Linked DNA regions of Homo sapiens: region 2 is linked to region 1. Evidence: chromatin loops called from intact Hi-C (ENCODE). Cell type or tissue: heart left ventricle. All regions are shown on one strand.

What was found. Peaks named below come from ENCODE experiments on the same cell type or tissue, not always from the same donor. Only the 100,000 strongest peaks of a DNase experiment are listed, where the experiment ranks them.
Region 2: it touches region 1 in a loop (2.4-fold over the local background); 2 of 110 quality-filtered maps call a loop at or near these places.

What each region holds. Positions count from the first base shown.
Region 1 is chr20:37,414,704-37,419,703 of GRCh38, reverse strand. No RefSeq gene overlaps it. Among named protein-coding and RNA genes, the nearest start is that of SRC, 71 kb to the right of the region's middle. In heart left ventricle, no CTCF peak of the experiment used is centred here; a DNase peak (open chromatin) is centred at 2,503; H3K27me3 peaks cover 4,445 bases.
Region 2 is chr20:37,482,789-37,487,788 of GRCh38, reverse strand. No RefSeq gene overlaps it. Among named protein-coding and RNA genes, the nearest start is that of NNAT, 36 kb to the left of the region's middle. RefSeq lists enhancers at 30-674, 675-1,320. In heart left ventricle, no CTCF peak of the experiment used is centred here; no DNase peak of the experiment used is centred here.

The sequences.
Region 1 (5,000 bases):
AAACACTCAGAGACACACAGACACACACACATACACACAGACACACTCAGAGACACACACAGACACACATAGACACATTCACAGACACATAGACACACACAGATACACACACACAGACACACATAGACACACACAGACACACACTCAGAGACACACACAGACATACACACAGTCACAGACACACACACACGGACACATAGAGACACACTCACAGACACACAGACACACACAGAAACAGACACACACTCAGAGACACAGACCACAGAGACACATACTCCAGAACACACACAGACACACACTCCGACACAGAGATACACACTCAGAGACACACACACACTCACAGACACACAGAGATACTCAGAGACATACATAGAGACACACACACAGGATACACACGCAGACGCACATACAGACACACAGATACACAGAGACACACAGAAATACACACACACAGACACACACAGAGATACACAGAGACACACGGAAATACACACTCACGGACACACAGAGATACACACTCAGAGACACACACACTCAGACACACACAGACACACACAGACACACAAAGATACACACTCAGAGACACACACAGAGACACATACACAGAAATACACAGACACACAGACACAGAGATACACACAGACACACAAACACACATGCTCACAGACACACACACAGATACACACTCAGAGACACACACACAGACACACACAGATGCACAGGAGTCCAGAAGAAGTGGGAGAAGACGGAGCCTAAGAGAGGAGGAGGAAGGGAAATACGTGGCATGAGCAGAGTCAGACATGGCACATCTGGAAAAATTGAGAAGGGAGGAGAGAGGCCAAGAGATGGAGAGAGAGGGAGAGAAGAACAGGAGCAGAGAGAGACAGAGAGAGAGGCTGAGAGACAAAGAGAGAGACAGAGAGAGTCTGAGAGATGGAGAGAGACAGAGAGAGACTGAGAGATGGAGAGAGACAGAGAGATGCTGAGAGATGGAGAGAGACAGAGAGAGACTGAGAGATGGAGAGAGACAGAAAGAGACTGAGAGATGGAGAGAGAAAAAGAGAGGCTGAGAGATGGAGAGAGACAGAGACTGAGAGATGGAGAGAGACAGAGAGATGCTGAGAAATGGAGAGAGACAGAGAGAGGCTGAGAGATGGAGAGAGACAGACAGAGAGGCTGAGAGACAGAGAGAGAGACAGCCAGAGAAGAACGGGAGCGGGCAGTGAGTAGCAGGCACTGGGAAGCTGCCCACCACCTCCCTTCCTTCCCTCCCAACCTCTGTCTCTCTGACAGCCAGGGCAGATTTCAGTAACGCCTTAGAGACAGAGAACAGGCTGGAGGCAGGGGAAGAGCCAGAGAAACACAGACACGCACACACACACACATGCACACACTCACACATGCACACACACACACGTGCCCGGCCAGCACACGGGAGCGACTCGAGGGGTGCTGCCTGAAGGAGGGAGTGGATGCGGTGACTCACAGAATGAGCACAAAAGCCAGACCCCACAGAGAGGGGGCCAGGCGGGGGTTTGGTGTTTTGTGTGTGTGTGTGTGTGTGTGTGTGTGTCTCACATGCTCAAAGAATGACAATGACCTCCAGGGCTAGGGCAGAGAGAAAGCAAAGAGTACAGTGTGATGAGATAGACGGATGGACAGACAGACAGACTGACTGAGAGAGGGCACTGGGGGGCACTGTGACACACACACAGGGCAAAGTATTTGATGCCCAAAAGGAGCAATGAAGCACTAATGCTCCAGTGGGGGAAGGCGTTGCAGAAAGACAGTCAGACACACACAGTAGGGAGGAAACTGGGCGTGGGACACTCAGAAGAGGAGCAGGAAGACAGAGAGGGAGAGGAGGAGGGGCCGAGGGGCCAGGACACAGGACCCCTCCTCTCATCCTCCAGAGTCCCTCTCTATAGCCGCCTGGGGGGAAGCCGCTCCTGGGCCCAGGGGACTCAGAGCCGAGTGGCTCACGGCCTGGCCTGACGGACAGATGGGACACCATCAGCACACGGTGCGGCAGGAGTGCTCCTGGAAGCCCCTTCCCTCAGGAAGCCACGGTGGCAGGGGAGACACGGACTCTGCTTAGGGGTGGGAGGCACGGGGAGGGGAAGGCGGGGACAGTCCCCCAGTCTGCAGGGGGAGGTGACTTGGAGCCAGATGCCCGATCACCGGGGCAGGTTGGGAAGGGACACCTCACACAGAGAGTTTGCAAGGGCCAGGAGGGGTGAGAATGTGTGTGAGGGCGGGGTGGTGTCTGAGATGACAGGCCATCTGGGTGGCCGGTGGCTGGTGTGGGGGTGACAGAGAAGGGGTGAGGCTTGAGAGGCAATGGGGGTTGAAGCATGCAAGGGTTTGACGCCCAGGCTAACGCCTGGACGGCGCCCGCGGGATGGAGGGAGCCCAGGAAGGGTTGAAGCAGCCAGGGACACATGGCCAGAAGTGCTTGAGAGGCAGCCACGGGCTCCATGTGCACACTGGGAAGGGGAGGACGGAGCTGGGTGTGGCCTCCCTGGGGACTGGGTGAATGCGGGGAGGGATTTCCACTGCATCCTGGCCAGACAGAGCTCAGAAATGAGATTGTTCATTCAATCAAGCCCCTTCTACATGCCAGGCGCTGTTCTAGGAGCTGGAGACGCAACACTGGACGACACAGACATGGGCCTGCCCTCATGGGGCTTACAGCATAGTGGCAGAGATGATAGCGTGAGAGACTGAAACTAAGCCAGAAATCAACGTGTAAGAAGATGGCAGGGAGTGATCAGTGTTATAAAGACAAACAGCAGCGTAAGGGGAAATAGAGTGACAGAGACGCATTCAGATGGTGTGGCCAGGAAGGGCCTCTCTGGGGATGGGCAGTCCAGGCAGCGGGAACAGCCTGTGTATCGAAGGCACAGAAACGGCAGGGCAACTGCAGCACAAAAAGTGGCGGGGTCTGTGGGCGGCCGAGGAGGGCGCAGGCTAGAGCCAAAGGGCCTTCCCTGAAGGTCGGGTGAGGGCCTTGGATCCGCTTCCAAAAGGTAAGGCTCCTGGAGGGAATCGGGGCTCTGGTGAGGACTGAGGAACATGTCAGGGCCCTGCCTGGCTCTGCCCAGCCCTGCCCCGTAGGAGTTTGTGGGTGCAGGGCTCAGGTACACCTTGAAAGTTCCAGACAAACTCACTCAGCAGCAGGAAGGCCACCAGAGGGGCGAGGGTGGGAGCTCCACGGCACAGACAGAGGCCTGACGCACGCGGGAAGGGGAAGAAAGCTCCAGAAAGGCTCAGAGGGAGAGAGAGAGGGGCTGGAGAGCTCGGAGCGGCGAGGCAAGGCTCCCTACACCGCCAGGGGCTCCCAGATGATGCACACACCAGGCCCACGCAGGGAGAGGGTCTCAGCTGCGCTCTGTGACGCAGGCCTCGTGCCAGGCAAGGCAGTGACAAGCAGATCCTGACAAAGCCTCCAGGAGGGGACTCAGGGAAGACGAGGGGGAGACGGACAGAGAGAGGGGAGTCGTGATGCCTCCAGAGCCCCCAGAGAGGGAAGGAAGGACACATGGATGGTATCACCCAGACAGACCCCTGCACTCAGGGAGTTCCCCCAACTCATCTCTGCACCCAGGCAGGACTGGCCAGCAGCCCCATACACCGAGACAGACACACAGACAGCCCCCTACAGACAGCTGCCATGCTGCAGGCCTCCCTCCACACCGGCAAAACCGGCCAGCCAGAAACCCACTCCAGGACACACAGACCACCACACACACACCCCAACACAAGAAACACACACACGCACAAATCAGACGCCAGGACTGCCCAACAGCAGAATGCACACACACACACATCTCTCACAGACACGAAGACAGAGGGACAGGCAGACCAGATACGCAGCGCTGACAGACAGAGACAGACAGACAGACGGGGACAGGCCCGCAGACCCTCCCTCAGACAGGCCGAAACACCCCACTGCAGTGGAAAGAGTTGGGTGGGACAACAGGAGGCAGGAGGAAAGAGAGGGGTTCACTAGAAGAGAGAAGTCACAGCTGAGGAGGAGCGTATGAGCCTACGGCCCGCGGCCCAGCACACTCCACTGGAGTCTCCCCACCAGACCAGGGACCAGGGCCGCGGATCTGCCTCCGTATCCCTAAGTCCGCCCCCTGTGGGTGCTGGGTCAGGGAGCATCTACCAAAGGCACGACCAAATTTGCCTGCTGTGAGCCAAGTGCAGGCCAGAGCACTGCACGGGCTGCTGCACTGCAGGAGGTGACAGGTGACAGAGACTCCAAGGAGGGGACTAGAGCACAGCCCAGGAGGGGACATGAATCCCAAGGCAAGGTGCTGGGGAAGGGACGGGGCGAGACCCATTGGGGGACCACATGGACCGGACGTGGGCGGGGAGGGGAAGCGGACCAGCCCAGGGTCTGAGCTGGGTGCTGCCAGGTAGTGGGCATATGAGGCGGGACACCCCAGGCTTTGGCAAAGAGGGGTGTGTGAGTCCATCGTGAGGTGCCCATGGAATGTCCGGAAGGTTGTATGCAGGGAGGGCTGGAACTCAGGGGATGGAGGTGGGGTGGTCCCTACAAAGGGGGAGCTGAGCCCCAGAGTGGGGACAGTCACCAGGCGTGGTGGGAAGGGAGAAGAGGACAAGGAACAACAGTATGTTAGAAGGCCAAGGCTCGGAGAAGGAGTCCTCTGGAAGCAGGGCAGGCTTAGGGGACCAATGTGTCTACAGTCAGATGCCAGAGAAGTTGAGGAAGATGAGGACAAGGTCATGTCTGCAGGGAGGTAGGCGAGGTGCTGGTGAGAGCCATGCGGGAGGTCAGGCACAAATCGCAGCTGGAGTGAGTGAGAAGGAGGTACGGACAGCAAGACAGCTCAGGATGTGGAGGGGAGGGATGGGGTAGGGGCTTGAAGGGGGCTGGGGGTTGCTCTGCAGCGGAAGAGATGGACCGTGATGAGTGGACAGGTCTGGGCTCGGCTCGGAGATCCTGGCTAGAGACCCCGATGTTGGCAGCT
Region 2 (5,000 bases), 68 kb before region 1:
AGGGGAGAGGACGATGGAAGAGCCAAGGTGATGCTGAAGAACCTGGTTTGGGAAACTGGGTTGAAGGTTGGGCCGTTTGCAGAGAAGGGGAAGACAAGTGAGGGTGGGAGGTGGAGGGTGTAGTTTTGGGGAGCAGTTCACATTCGGATTGAGCTGTCATGGGGTAGTTGGGTATGTGGTATGCCCTTGAGAGGGCAGAGCTGAGGGCATGAAATTAGAGTCATTAGTAATCACTCAGGATGAGAATACAGACAAAGATGCAAAGAGGCTGGGTGTGGTGGCTCACACCTGTAATCCCAGCACTGTAGAAGGCCTAGGCAGGTGGATCACTTGAGGTCAGGAGTTGGAGACCAGCCTGGCCAACATGGTGAAACCTTGTCTCCACTAAAAATACAAAAAATAGATGGGCATGGTGGCACGTGCCTGTAATCCCAGCTACTCGGGAGGCTGAGGCAGGAGAATCACTTGAACCTGGGAGACAGAGGTTGCAGTGAGCTGAGATTGTGCCACTGCACTCCAGCCTGGGCCACAGAGCGAGACTCTGTTGAAAGAGAGAAAGAGAGGGAGGGAGGGAAGGAGGAAGGAAGGAAGGAAGGGAGGGAGGGATACAAAGAGCCCAGACACAAGCCCCGAGGGAATTCAACATTTACATAGTGGGCAGCAAGTGGTGGAGAGGCAGGAGCAGCAGCCACTGGGGCAGGAGGTTAACTGGGAGATGTTGGTGTCATGGAAGCCAAGGAGAGCCACTCTTATGAGGGAGTGGTTGGCTATGTCAGATGCTCCCGCCAGGCCAAGTGAGTTAAAGACGGAAAAGTCTGTTGGATTGGGCAATGGAGTTTATTGGAAAGAATAGCAGCAGTGAACAGGTTGAGGGAGGCCAGGCCACTGGGCAGCGTCACATCGGCTGTGAAGAGATAGGCCTGTGTGGGGTGAGTAGTCCTAGCCCTTCCTCCCCTGCCAATCACATCTCCCGGTGCCCAGCCATGAAATTAACCTGGTGACATTTCCAGCCCTCCAGCCCTTCCATCCCCATGTACCCCAACACCTCCTTCCCTGTCATCTCACTTCCTCAGGGTTGTCACAAAGTATTTTTGGTACAAAGAAAAACTTCTGAATCTCCATTTCAGACACTGGGTTTCAAGCAGAAAATAATTATTCTGCTCCTACCTAGCTGGCTGCCTGTCGCTAGGTGCTGAAAGGTACAAGAAAATGAGAAAGACATTGCCCCAGCCATGAGGCAGATGAAACCAGTGGTAACTAGAGCTGGAGTCAGTACCCAGAGGGCAGAGAAAAGGCCTCCCAAAGAACATGGAGATCAGGTTACTTGCTAAAATGTACATAATTTACTTTTGTCCCTTTTCACCAACACTGCTAATCCCTTCACCTCTACACTTAATCCCAGAGCTCCAGGGCCCCTCTCACTGCCCTGCCCTGCTCTTCCAACTGGGCTTGTACTGCTTCCTCCCTCCCATGTCTCCTGGAAGAATCAGCTCCTTCCTGGACCTGCTGCCTGCTCCAACCCTCCTCCCTCCTTTCTCAGCCAGACCCAGTTCATTCCCCCAACACCAACAGGGGCTTCTGCCCCTTGCCCCAAAGTTGCTGTGACAAAAGTCCCCAAAGGCCAGGTCTAGGAGATGCCTGAGCCTCCACTGACCTCTGTGCATGTGGCCCACCAGTGGCCACTCTCTTTCTGGAAATGTTCCTTCATGGGCTTCTGGGACTCTCTTTCCCTGTCTTCCCCTCTTTCTCAGGCTCCCCTCCCCCTGTCCAATGCTGGTGCTGCCCAGGGCTCAGACTCCAGCCTTCCCTCTCACTGTGCACCTTTTCCCTCAACTTCATGCATCCTTGAAGCTTTGCCTCTCTCCTAGAGGCTGATTCCCAAAACTGATAGTCCACACTGGGCTCCTTTAAGCTCCAGTCCAACACACCCATCTTCCTCTCTACATCTTCTTCCAGATCCAGCCCTGATCTCTCGTCTGAGCTCCAGAACCTGATGGCCAACCATCTCAGACATCAACAACATATCCCAAATGAAATTCTTGGTTTGTTATTTTTTCACTTCATTATGCTCTTTAATTCAAATTCCTAATCTTTCTTCTGCAAATTTGTTCTTGACTGATGTCTCCTATTTTGGGAGACACTTAGCGGTCCCCTAGAATCTCTGCCTTCTTCTCTTGCAACATCTCATGGAAAGGTCAGTTGATCTTACCTCCTAACCAACTCCATCATCATGACCAATGGCTCAGTCCAAGCCGTCATCTCTTGCTTGGTCACTGCAGGTACTTGCTAACTTTCTTCCCAATAATCCAACCCCCACAGAGCAGCCAGAGTAGCCTTTTTTTGTTTTGTTTTGTTTTGTTTTGTTTTGTTTTTGAGACGGAGTCTTGCTCTGTCGCCCAGGCTGGCATGCAGTACTGCGATCTTGGCTCACTGAAACTTCTGCCTCCCAGGTTCAAGCGATTCTCCTGCCTCAGCCTCCTGAGTAGCTGGAATTACGGGCGTGTGCCACCACACCCAGCTAATTTTTGTATTTTTAGTAGAGATGGGGTTTGACCGTGTTGGTCAGACTGGTCTCGAACTCCTGACCTCAGGTGATCCGGCCGCCTCAGCCTCCCAAAGTGCTGGGATTACAGGCATGAGCCACCGCACCCGACCCATAAGCAAATTCTTCTAGTCCTCCAGTGCACCAAGCTCATTCCTCTCTTAGAGCTTTGGCTCCCATTGCTCCTCATACCTGGAAACCACTTTCCCACCACCCTCTTCTCAGACTTTTGGGCTCAGCTTAAATGTTTCCCAAGAGAGACCCTCCCCAACCACCCATCTAAAGTGGGGCTCCTACCCCATGCTCTCCCTCACATTCTGTTTGCTTCCTCCACAGCCTTTGCAATCACTTCTTTGGCAACTGCCTTTTCCTCTGTTTTAGAGGACTCTCCCCTAATAGACTGTAAGCTCCTTGAAGGCTGTTTCTTCAGAGACAATTTCTACCCTGGCTGCTCTTTTATCCCTGGCACCTAGCACACATTTGTTGAGTGAAGAATAAGGCTGTATTGACATTCTCTATCTCACGTGGTCTTGACAACCCCATTTCACAGAAAAGGAAGCTGAGATGTCCCAAGACAAAGTAGCGTGGGGAGGGCCCAACACAGTGCATGACTGGCAGGGATGTGGCTCAAAGCCATATCTCCTGACCGTGCCTCCAAGATTTCAGGATTGAGTGCACCACTGGCCTGCCCCTATGGAGCACAACAATACCATGTGATCTCCAGGGAGAGGAGGTAGCTAGAAAAACATGTATTGTGTAAAAAAGTCATGCTATGGGAAATTCAAGGTTAGATTACCAAAAGGGAAATTGGGTGTGGGAGTTAGATGCTTGGGGAAGTGATCTGATATGAAACAGAGATTTCAAGGGTTCTAACCCTAACAGACATTGCAGAATAAAACAAAACAAAATAACCATTATTTTGTAACAGAAAGAAAGACATCTCAATGAAACAGAATAGAAAGCCCAGATGCAGATCCCTAGAATGTCTAATTCTATGACTTATGAGAGCAGAGGCACTGCAAATGAATGGGGGCAGGCAGGGGGAATGAAGTGATTTGTCACTTAGTGAGGCTGGAAAATTATTTTATCTATTTCAGAAACGAAAAGCAATTATTTATCTCTCTTTATACCAACCACCAACATCAATGTCCTGTGATTTATTTAAATTTTTTTCAATTTTTTTTTTGTCTTCTTTACTTTTTAATTGATGTCATCTTTTCAGTAAGTGTCAGGTGATTTTTTTTTTTTTTTTTTTTTTAGACAGAGCTTCACTCTTGTTGCCCAGGCTGGAGTGCAATGGCATGATCTTGGCTCACTGTAACCCCTGCCTCCTGGGTTCAAGTGGTTCTCCTGCCTCAGCCTCCCAAGTAGCTGGGATTACAAGCACCCGCCACCATACCCGGCTAATTTTTTTGTATTTTTAGTAGAGACAGGGTTTCGCCATGTTGGCCCGGCTGGTCTTGAACTCCTGACTTCAGGTGATCCGCCTACCTCAGCCTCCCAAAGTGCTGGGATTATGGGCATGAGCCACCATGTCCGGCCATGTCAGATGATTTAAATGCAAAAAAAAAAAAAAAAAAAAGAAAGCATAGTAATAACTAGAAAAAACTGGAAATGATTCATTATCCAAACTATGGTCGAGGAAGGCCATTGTAGCATTTACAGCAATACAGAGAACTGTGCTGGAAAATATAAATATAATTGACTATAGGAAATGTAAAGCTTCTGTGTGTTGGAAATTCTCATAAATAAAACATTCACAGAGGCAGTAAGAATTTTCATAATGAAACATTGGGGTGATAAAAGGCTGTAAGAGCCCATTTATGAAAGATGAAGTTCAAAAGTCAAATTCAGTTGAAAATGTTGAACTTACTCATAATAAAATAAATGTAAATTTGAATGCAGGGATACCACTTTTGGCCCATCGAATGAGTACTTTACAAAGCAAGAGCTCACAGAGCTCATTCAGCCCCGGTGGCATGGGCCCTCTCTTGCACAGCTGGCAGGACTGTGAAGTGGCAAAATCTTTCTACAAGGCAATTTGTTTAAGATGTGTGAAGAGCCTCAAAAAGGTTCGTACTGTTTGACTCAGTAATTCCATTTGCAGGAAGCTCATCCCAAGAAGTGCTCTAAAGCAATGCCCAAAGATTTCTGCAGAAAGATGTGCACTGTGGCTTTAGGTGTCATAGCAAAAAAGAAAAAAGGAAGTTATCAAAATCTTCAGCTCCAGGAGAACAGTTAACCAAATTATGTTCCATTCATTAACTGGATTATTAGGCAGCCATTAAACATAATAATTACAAAGGAAGTTGACTAATATGGGGAGATGTTTAGCATATAATCAATGGAAAAGGATGGTGCAAAATTACATACAATGAAAGCATCTATTGTAAATAAATGCATTAAAAAGGCTAAGAAGAGATGTGCTTTTCCGGCGCATTTTTACAGAACTTGACAA